3 separate regions of the Homo sapiens genome follow, and regions 2 and 3 are each linked to region 1. A link is a contact called in ENCODE Hi-C or POLR2A ChIA-PET data. All regions are on one chromosome and are shown on one strand. The core of a region is the stretch at or near the end of the contact, and the rest is flanking DNA. Distances in the headings are between cores, read along the strand shown.

The links. A loop is a pair of places that touch in the nucleus more often than their neighbours do. ChIA-PET counts read pairs that join two places held with the same protein, here RNA polymerase II (POLR2A). Pooled maps may share reads with other maps.
Region 2: a loop to region 1 is called in a map with no recorded cell type, with 13 times the contacts of the local background. The contact joins the promoter of ERCC1 here to the promoter of GEMIN7-AS1 in region 1. A Hi-C loop is called at or near these places in 2 of 37 single-sample maps with no recorded cell type and 6 of 50 pooled maps. POLR2A ChIA-PET finds 5 or more read pairs at or near these places in 1 of 52 experiments (activated CD8-positive, alpha-beta memory T cell).
Region 3: a pooled map shows a loop between it and region 1 (6-fold over the local background). The contact joins the promoter of RTN2 here to the promoter of GEMIN7-AS1 in region 1. A Hi-C loop is called at or near these places in 1 of 168 maps with a recorded cell type or tissue (GM12878), 5 of 37 single-sample maps with no recorded cell type and 11 of 50 pooled maps. POLR2A ChIA-PET finds 5 or more read pairs at or near these places in 3 of 52 experiments (HEK293T, activated T-cell and naive thymus-derived CD4-positive, alpha-beta T cell).

The regions. Positions count from the first base shown.
Region 1 is chr19:45,088,944-45,092,238 of GRCh38, forward strand. GEMIN7-AS1 (GEMIN7 antisense RNA 1) reads right to left here and starts at 1,448. Exons shown (of 2, transcript NR_134887.1): 1 at 1,126-1,448. It overlaps GEMIN7 (gem nuclear organelle associated protein 7), which reads left to right. Exons shown (of 3, transcript NM_024707.3): 3 at 1,164-2,575. The coding sequence starts at 1,172. The coding sequence ends at 1,567. RefSeq lists silencers at 733-906, 2,607-2,791 and enhancers at 848-1,843, 1,844-2,838, 2,449-2,498.
Region 2 is chr19:45,422,568-45,425,721 of GRCh38, forward strand. It overlaps ERCC1 (ERCC excision repair 1, endonuclease non-catalytic subunit), which reads right to left and starts at 1,350. Exons shown (of 10, transcript NM_001983.4): 1 at 1,214-1,350; 2 at 703-814. The coding sequence starts at 807. RefSeq lists enhancers at 1,336-1,425, 1,486-1,535, 1,784-2,078.
Region 3 is chr19:45,495,578-45,498,678 of GRCh38, forward strand. It overlaps RTN2 (reticulon 2), which reads right to left and starts at 1,470. Exons shown (of 11, transcript NM_005619.5): 1 at 1,215-1,470. The coding sequence starts at 1,248. PPM1N (protein phosphatase, Mg2+/Mn2+ dependent 1N (putative)) reads left to right here and starts at 2,866. Exons shown (of 5, transcript NM_001080401.2): 1 at 2,866-3,101. The coding sequence starts at 2,896. RefSeq lists silencers at 1,369-1,678, 3,094-3,101.

The DNA of each region.
Region 1 (3,295 bases), core at 198-2,697:
TTTTTTTCTTTTTTTTGACACAGAGTCTCACTCTGTCGCCCAGGCTAGAGTGCTGTGGTGCGATCTCTGCTCACTGCAGCCTCCGCCTTTTGGGTTCAAATGATTCTCCTGCCTTAACCTCCCGAGTAGCTGGGACTACAGGCGCATGACACCACACCCGGCTAATTTTTGTATTTTTGGTAGAGGCGGGGTTTCGCCATGTTGACCAGGCTGGTCTCGAATTCCTGACCTCAAGTGATTCGCCCACCTTGGCCTCCCAAAGTGTTGGGATTACAGGTGTGAGCCACCGCACCCGGCCCTATCCACACATTTTTGCATCTATTCCTTTTATATTTATTTACTTGCCAGTCTACAGTAAGGATTATATTTTCCTTCTCTTCCTTATTTATTCATTTATTTATTATTGGTATGGATTCTGGATTTCTGTTTTATCCAGTGGGTTATAATCTGTAACTATCATTATTGTATTGTTCAAATAATTCCAGATTTGGCCACTGGGAGCCCTTTCAAGCTAGCTCATGTGTGAGTGGGAATCTATCTAGAAGATAGAATTTCCTGATGGATTGGGTGGGTTGTGTGTGAGAGAAAGCTGGGGTTTATTCTTTTTTTTAGAGACAGTGTCTCACTCTGTCACCCAAGCTGGAGTGCAGTTGCACAATTACAGCTCACTGCAGCCTCCATCTCCTGGGCTCAACTAATCCTTCTCCCTCAGCCTCCTGAGTAGCCCAGCTAATGTAAAATATATATATATATTTTTAGAAATGGGGTCTCGCTATATTGCCCAGGCTGGTCTCAAACTCCCAGCTTCAAAGTGATCCTCCTGCCTTGGCCTCCCAAAGGGCTGGGATTACAGGCATGAGCCACCATGCCTGGCCAGGTTCATCTTTTGGCAAATATTTATTGCCTATAAGTTGAGATAAAAACATTATAAAAGCAGACAAAGGTCCTTGCCTTCACGGGGCTCATGTTTTTGTGCATGTGACACTTTTGTTTCTGATCCAAGCCATTGGGGGACGATGGCACAGATTTTAGGAGGGTGGATCAGTCTGGGGCAGGTGCAGTGGAGCTGCCTGGTAGACCAGCCTCTGCTTCCACTCCTCCCTCCTCCATTAGCCCCATGCTTACCATGTAATGACTTCCTGCTCTTTTTCTTCACTCAACAGCCAAGACAATGCAAACTCCAGTGAACATTCCCGTGCCTGTGCTCCGGCTGCCCCGGGGCCCTGATGGCTTCAGCCGTGGCTTTGCCCCTGATGGACGCAGAGCCCCCTTGAGGCCAGAGGTTCCTGAAATCCAGGAGTGTCCCATAGCTCAAGAATCCCTGGAATCCCAGGAGCAGCGGGCACGAGCCGCCCTTCGGGAGCGTTACCTCCGCAGCCTGCTGGCCATGGTGGGTCATCAGGTGAGCTTCACGTTGCACGAGGGTGTGCGTGTGGCCGCCCACTTTGGAGCCACCGACCTGGATGTGGCCAACTTCTACGTGTCACAGCTGCAGACTCCCATAGGTGTGCAAGCAGAGGCGCTGCTCCGATGTAGTGACATTATTTCATATACCTTCAAGCCATAAAGATATTGTGTTCACTTTTCTGCTTGAGGCTAAGGCACTGTATCCCAGGCCTCCCAATGTTCCCGAGCCAGGAACTCTGGGCCCCATGGAGTTATGAGCTCCCTTGGAATTTTGAGCCAAGCTTTAAGCAAGTCTGGACTCCTGAGACCTCCTGGGTCTAGTCAGTAAAATTCTGCAACTCTAGGAATTCTAAGATCCCATTGGAAGGAATGCTCTACCTCACAGAACTCTGAACCCTACAGAAATATGGGCCTGCTGCCATTTCCTGAAGACCGGGGCATCGGGGTGGGGTGATAAAGGATACAACCTGCACAGGGGGAAGTTATTAAAGAGGCTGCAAAGTCCAGCCACCCTGAAGATACTCCCCAGTGCTCCCCTCCTGCTAAAGAACCAGTTACCCCAGGAAAATTCGACTCCTGTTTTTCTTTAATTAACTATACCGACGGGGATGGAGTCATCTTTAGGGGCTGGTAGGGTGGTTATCCAAGGGCTGAATCCAGTGGAGCTGGGCCAAGTACGACAGGAGTCCAGATAAAGGTGTAGGGGCTGCACGGCCGCAAGTCTCCTGGAAAGGCTGGAGTGACCGGCATGCCGGGATTGGGAGATTAGGATTTGATTTCATTTTGGGGCGGGCGGTGGCTCGTGCTGGGTCACGTGGTCGTGCCCAAGCGCTCCTCCTGTTGCCCCACCTGTGGTTGCTGTGGACTGCACACGACAGCAGATTCGCTGTCCCCTCGTTGGAGGCGAATGGTCGGACCCCGAGTGGCGGCGCCCCTGATAAAAGGCCGAGGATTCGCGATCAGGGTGCAACTTCACTCCCTCCTCTTTTCTCTCCAGCCTTGCAGCGTGGCCGTTCACATCACGCGCTTCACTAAGCCTCCTATCACTAGTAACCTTTCAGCGCATTGTTTAAAAAGAAAGCAGTTTCTGTCCCTTTCTGTAGTTCCTTTAAGTTCAGGATGTAAGCGAAGCCTTCCATTAAGTAAAGGTGAGTGTCGTTTCGTCTCAGTCGCGAAAGTGCGGCGGCCGATGATGAACCGCGCCAGGAGCAGCCTCAGCGGCCATCAGTCCATTCGCAGCGCCGGCTCCGCCGAGGCCCGGACTTAGCTCTCGAGTTGCCTTGGCGACGACGCAGCTCGCTCCGCCCCAGTTCCCTTTTATGGTTTCAGCCCCGCCTCCTCTAGTTAGCCGGGTGCGCTTCGGCAAGCGTGGCGAAAGTGCGGCGGCGAATGTCAAGCGTTGGGTCTGAGCCTAGGGGTGTGGCTTGAGCTCACGCTGGTTCTTTCTTGCCTCGGTGATCCACCAGCCTTGTCACCCAGGATTTAGGTTGGCAGATTCGTCTCTCGCCTTTGGAATTTCTACCTTCTCCTAGGTTTTGTTTTTTAAAATCAGGCCTATGATACCGCTCATGGGCTCATATTTATTTTAGCATTGTAATTTAAGTTGTATTTTATGCAACTCTACCCCGATACAGAGAGCTGTTGATGTAACTGCAGCGAGCAAATGGAGGACTAGAGACTAGCGAAGGGGCCGAGACTTCGTCTCCAGAGTATCCCTGTCAGCATCCATCAACTGCACTCATATATTGAATGCAGCTCCTATCCGCCTTTCTTTTCGACTTCTTCATGCCGTTACCACTCTTCATCAGTTAGTCTAGCCTCAATGTTTTCATTTATTTCCTTTGTTTTTTTTGGGGGGGGGGGAACGGAGTCTTGCTCTGTCGCCCAG
Region 2 (3,154 bases), core at 100-2,599, 330 kb after region 1:
CCAGCCTGACCAACATGGTGAAACCCGTCTCTACTAAAAATACAAAAATTAGCCAGGCGCGCTCCTGTAATCCCAGTTACTCGGGAGGCTGAGGCAGGAGAATCGCTTGAACCCAGGAGGCAGAGGTTGCAGTGAGCCGAGATGGTGCCAGTGCACTCCAGCCTGGGCAAAAGAGCGAGACTCTGTCTCAAAAAAATAAATAAATAAATAAATAAATAGAGTAGGAAGGTCCTCTCCCCCATCATGCCCTACATCCTTAGCCCACTTTCCTTTTCTTCATAGCCAATGCTCATCACCCGTCGATTGTTTTCCCTTGGGAAGGAGATTTCAATATTGCCAGGTCCTTCCATTTACCAAAATATGTCTAAAGTGTAGATTTTTTTAAGATTGCAAAACCTGGCGATTCTTAAACACGAGCAATAAATTCATGTCTTGAAAAATCAGGGTGCTGGCCTCGTAAAACACATCAGGGGCTACCTGCTGAATGCCAGTGTCTGGCCTCTGCCTTAGCCCTCTCTTAGAACCACCCATCCATTTCACAGATGGGGAAACTGGGACCTGGGGAGGACCAAGGACTGTTTCCCCAAGTCGTCCGTGGCCCCCAAATCCACTAACCCACACCCTGGTCCCACAGGCCCCATCCTATCCTCTTCGTCCTAACAGCCCCCAGCCTCCCAGGGGCCCCGCATCTCCTTGTCCTACCACTCCAGGAGGGACCTCATCCTCGTCGAGGGGTATCACAAATTTCTTCCTTGCTGGCGGCCCTGAGGGCTGGGGCACCCCCTCTTTGTCCTTCCCAGGGTCCATCTGGAGCCTGAAAGGGAAGGTGCCAGGAGCGAGTGAGCCACTGGCGTCTACGTTCTCATCCCGCAGCAGGAACCCCCCACTCACAGCCGTCCCCCACAAAACTCCGAGAGCTCCATAGCGTCAGGTCCCCAACACCCAGCGCTAGAGGCTCTGTAACGCCACGCCCCTTTGACCTCCACCTTCGGCTCGCCCCGCCCCTTACAGGTCCACAAGTCCCATCGCTCCGCCCCTCGCCCCCACCGGATTCTATTGGCTCCGTCCCCACCATCCCCCGCCTTCCGTTCGTCCGGCCCCCGAGGCTAGCATCTGGACGCCCTCCCCACGCCTGGCCTTGTCCATCTCTCAGACTCGGCAATGATTGGCTTCCGCGGCGCCAATCTCCACCCGCAGTCTCCGCCTCCCGCACCTGTGGTCCGGGCCTCACGGTTTCAGCGCCGCGAGGCCTCACCTGCTGGTCTTGGAGCCTCAAGGGAAAGACTGCAGAGGGATCGAGGCGGCCCACTGCCAGCACGGCCAGCGTGGCCCAGGGCTCGCAGCACTTCCGGCCTCTCTGGCCCCGCTCCCCAGGAGAGTAGAGCATAGAGCAGGGCGATCTCTGTACAACTCTCTATGGTTCTGGAGGACCGCGGAGGTCGTGGGAGGAGAGAGATGTGGCCTGAGGATCTGGCTCCCAAACTGTTAAGTTTCAAAGCCCTTACTGAGCGCTTCTGTGTGCCCAGAATCCTGGCAGGGCTCAGTGGAGAACAGATCGCAGGAGATCCAACTTGGTCCCTCCTCTCAGTAAGGAGAGACTTAAGTTTGAATCCAACTCAGACATTGACTTGGCTTCAGTTTCCTCATTCATTCATTTATTCCACACCTATTCCCCCCACGCGCTTCCTCTCTTCCCGGTCCTGTGCGAGTCCGTGCTGGTGACACAGCAGTGACCAACGACAGCCCCGTGTTGTCCTCCCGGAGCTTACGGTTCAGTAAGGGACACAGACACGTTCCCAGTGCTGACCCAGAATGGGCAGGTCTGGGATGGGAGATCCCGGGAGAGCCGTGGGATGGGGGTCAGGGGGAGCGCCTGACTCAGCCCCGGAGTCCGGAAGGGCTTCCTGGAGGAAGGGACATCTGAGCAGGGGCCTGGCTGATGAGTTAGTATTAGTCACTTCCTGAAAGGATAGTATCACACTGTTCTAACTTGCAGCTCTCTGATTACTAAGGAAATGGAATGTTTTTTGTGAAAGTATTGGTCTTGTAAATTTTGTCTTCTGTGAATTGCTTGCTCATATTCCTTGTCCATTTTTAAAATGGGTTGTATGGCTTTTTTATTACTATTAATTTCTAGGGGTACTTTATGGATTCTGATTCTAATCCTTAGTTACCCATATTGCAAACATTTCCTCCTAGTTTCTACTTTGGGCTTTAACTTTAGTTATTTTTGGCACAGAAGTTATTTGTGTTTATGCGCAACTATTTATCAATCTGTTCCGTTCTGACTTTTGCTTTTGGTGTGTTAAGAGCCCTGCCATAACCCAGGGTCATAATGATAAATTCTTTTTTTTCTTTTTTTTTTTTTTTTCGAGACGGAGTTTCGCTCTTATTACCCAGGCTGGAGTGCAATGGCGCGATCTCAGTTCACTGCACCTCCCCCTCCCGGGTTCAAGCGATTCTCCTGCCTCCTTAGTAGCTGGGATTACAGGCATGTGCCACCATGCCCGGCTAATTTTTTTTTTTTTTTTTTTTTTTTGTATTTTTAGTAGAGACGGGGTTTCACCATGTTGGCCAGGCTGGTCTCAAACTCCTGACCTCAGCTGATCCTGAGGTCACTTTGTGACCTCCCAAAGTGCTGGGATTACAGTGCACGGCTATAATGATATATTCTATCATTTCTTTTATCTACGTAAAAGATAAAAGCCCCGTGTTGTCCTCCCAGAGCTTACAGTTCAGTGAGGGACACAGACACGGTCCCAAACAGTAATGACCTAGAATGAGCAGGTCATCTGGCTTTAATCTATGTAAGATTTATTTATTTATTTATTATTTTTTGAGATGGAGTTTTGCTCTTGTTGCCTAGGCTGGAGTGCAATGGAGCAATCTAGGCTCACTGCAACCTCCGCCACCCACATTCAAGCAGTTCTCCTGCCTCAGCCTCCCAAGTAGCTGGGATTACAGGCTAACTTTTGTATTTTTAGTAGAGACGGAGTTTCACCATGTTGGCCCTGCTGGTCTCGAACTCTTGACCTCAAGTGATCTGCCCACCTCAGCCTCCCAAAGTGCTGGGATTACAAGCATGAGCCACGGTGCCTGGCCAAGATTTATTTTTGAAAGTGCACCGAGGTCGTTGTTTATGAGTGATGTAACC
Region 3 (3,101 bases), core at 220-2,719, 410 kb after region 1:
AGAAAGTGAAGGGGTGCTGTTTCTCATAGGGTGGTCAAGAAGGCTTCTCTGATAAGATGACGTTTGAGCAGAGATCTGAAGGAAGTGAGGAAGCCATGCAGATGTTCAGGGACGTCTTCCAGGTAGAGAAGAAAGCCAGTGCAAAGGCCCTGAGCCAGGCACCATGCTTGGCATCTGAGGAACTGAGAGGTGCGAAGATATGACTGGAGAAGAGTGACTGAGGAGGAGAGGAGTGGGAGGTGAGAACAGAGAGGTAAGGGCGGTGGGGAGAGACAGACGAGGTGGTCCTCCCTTTGTAATCTGAAGTTAACGACAAGATCATAGAATGTTGGGATGATACTCGAAAATGCTGAAATCACCAATTCTTAGAATTTTGGCATCTGGACACGCGAGACATGGAAATGGCTAGATCTAAGGGTGTTGAAATCCCCAGCTGTCAGAACCCCCATGTGTGGGACAGAGAACGGTAGACATGGACTGTTATAGCTGTGAGCTCAGAGATTGTGAGGCTAGGCGTTTTCAGCTGGGAATCCAGCCCCTTAGAGCTAGTTCAGAGCTTTGCACATAGATGATGCTCAATGCGGTTTGGAAATTGAAATCTGACGCCCTGTGCCCTCACCTCGTTTCCTCAGCTGGGGAATAGGAGGCCTGGAATGGTGTGGGTCTTCCCCAGGATTACCATTAACCAGTGGTAAAGACCGCTAAGAACCCATGAGTCCTTGCCCCCAAACCACGGATGGCTGTTTTCCCGGGACAGGGTTGGACAGTTTGGGCGAGGTCGGGGCTGCCTCTTGGACAGAAAACGGGGATGGGATGCGAAGGCAAGTGATTGGGAGCCAGACCCCTGTTTTCCATCCTGGCTCTACCCTCCGTTCAACCCCCTCCCCGCCAGCTGCGGCCAGCACCAGAGCCAGGGGACAGCTCCCCGCGCGCGTCCTCGCTCCCGGGCGGGGCCGGGCGGTACGTCCCAGAGCGCAGCGCGCCCCCCGCCTGCTGTCTCAGTGCCCCCTCACCTCCGCCCTGTTTCGTCCAGGTCCTCCGGGTCAGGCTACCCCCGTCGCCGCCAGAGCGCGGGGGAGGGGAGAGCTTCCTTTGTCTCCTATGCCTCCTCCCCCCATCCCGGCTCTCCTGCGGGCAAGCGCCGAGGGGACACCGGGGAGTACCCCACCTGAACCTCTGGGGCCCACACCAGGCCCCAGTCTTCCTCTACTCACTGCAGTGGGCGAAGACCGGCAGGACCTGCCCCATGGCCCCCCTCGGGCCTGCATCGGGACCCCCGCCCACTCCGGCTGTGCCGCCCTGGGCCCGGGGTCGCGGGCGCTCATCTCCGCCGCGCCCACGACGCCGCTGCCATTCTCGCCGCCTCCTCCTCCCGGGCTGCTCCAGCCGCCGCCGCCGCCGCCGCCGCCGCCGCCGCCCTGGTGCTCGGCTCGGCGGGGGCGGGCGGGGCCGAGGTGGGGAAGGCACTGCAGCGCGCGGCCGGGGGCGGGGCCAGAAGACGGGCGGGGCGGTACCAGAGGGAGGGTGAGGGGCGGGGAAACGCCGAGGATCAGGCGGAGGGGCGTGGCCTTCTTACTAAAGGGGCGGAACCAAGAGGGTGGGCTACGGAGCCAGGAAGGAGGGGAAAGCGGCCTGAAGGGCGGGGCCTAGATCGCAGAGGGCGCAGCCTTTAGGGGAAGAGGGAAGGAGGCCTGGAGTCTGGCGAGGGACTTGGGAGAGGATGGTGAACGAGCCACGGCAGAGAGGATGAGAGCGTGGATCCCTGGGTGGGTTGGGGTGGTGCTCGGGGTGCCATTGAGGAGGGGGTGGAAAGATTCTAATGCTCTGAGGTAGGGTCCGAGCCTAGATTTGCAGAGGGAGCGAGAAAGGGGGCCGAATGAAACGATTCAGAAACTTTTGGGGCACGCGGAGGAGCTCAAACGTGGGCAGGGCTAAAGCAACAGGGAATTATTCAAATATAACTGGGTGGGGTCGGATTCCAGGCGATTCCAGGTCTGCGAAAATTAGAAGGGTCTGGAGCTGTGTGCCTGAATCCTGGATGGGCGGGGCCTGGAAGAGAAAATAAGCGAAGCCCCAGAGGGGAGGGGTCGAACTAAAAACAGTAAAGAAAAAAAAAATATGTATATATATATATATATATATATATATATATATATATATATATCTTTTTGAGACAGGGTCTCGCTCTGTTGCCCAGGCTGGAGTGCAGTGATACGATCACGGCTCACTGCAGCCTCGACCTCCCGGGCTCAGGTGATCCTCCCACCTAAGCCTCCTGAGTAGCTGGGATCACAGGTGTGTTCCACCGCGCCTGGCTAAATGTTAATTTTTGTAGAGACGGGGTCTCGCTATGTTTCCCAGGCTGGTCTCAAACTCCTGGGCTTAAGCGATCCGCCTGCCTCGGCCTCCCTAAGTGCTGGGGTTATAGGCGTGAGCCACCGCGCCCGGCCAAGTATGGTATTTACAGGTTTTGAGGCTGGGGGCTGTACCACTGAGGTGGGAGGAGCTTGGACTGAGTGTTGTGTTGAGAACACAGATTCTAGAATTAGTTTCCCTGGAACACCGGTTACTTCTGTGACTCTGTTTCTTCTTCCATATGTAAACTGGAGATGATGATGTATAACAGTGTGTGACACATTAGTACTATGTAATAGTTTGCCACTGGTACAGTATTATCTTTTTTCTTTTTTTTTCCTGATTCAGATCCCAAACCCCGCTTTGTAGGTGCAGGAAACAGGAGACCCAGAAGTGTAATTCCTTCTAGTGACCCGCCTAAAGAGCAGGTCAAAGGACAGGAAGGAGATTTAGATGGTTTAAAATCTCACAGCGGAGGGGATTAATGGAGGGGGCGGGCAGGTGTACAGGGTGGAGCCTTCCTGATCCCAGGGCTGAAGGATGGCGGTCCTGGCCCGCCAGCTGCAGCGTCTCCTCTGGACCGCTTGCAAGAAAAAGGAGAGGGAGAAGGAGGGGAGGGAGGAAGAGGAGGAGGAGGAGGCGGGGCGCAGGGCCCCCGAAGGGCCTCGGTCTCTGTTGACAGCGCCGCGCCGCGCCCAGCGGCCGCACGGGGGTGCCGAGGCGTCTGGGGGCCTGCGCTTCGGGGC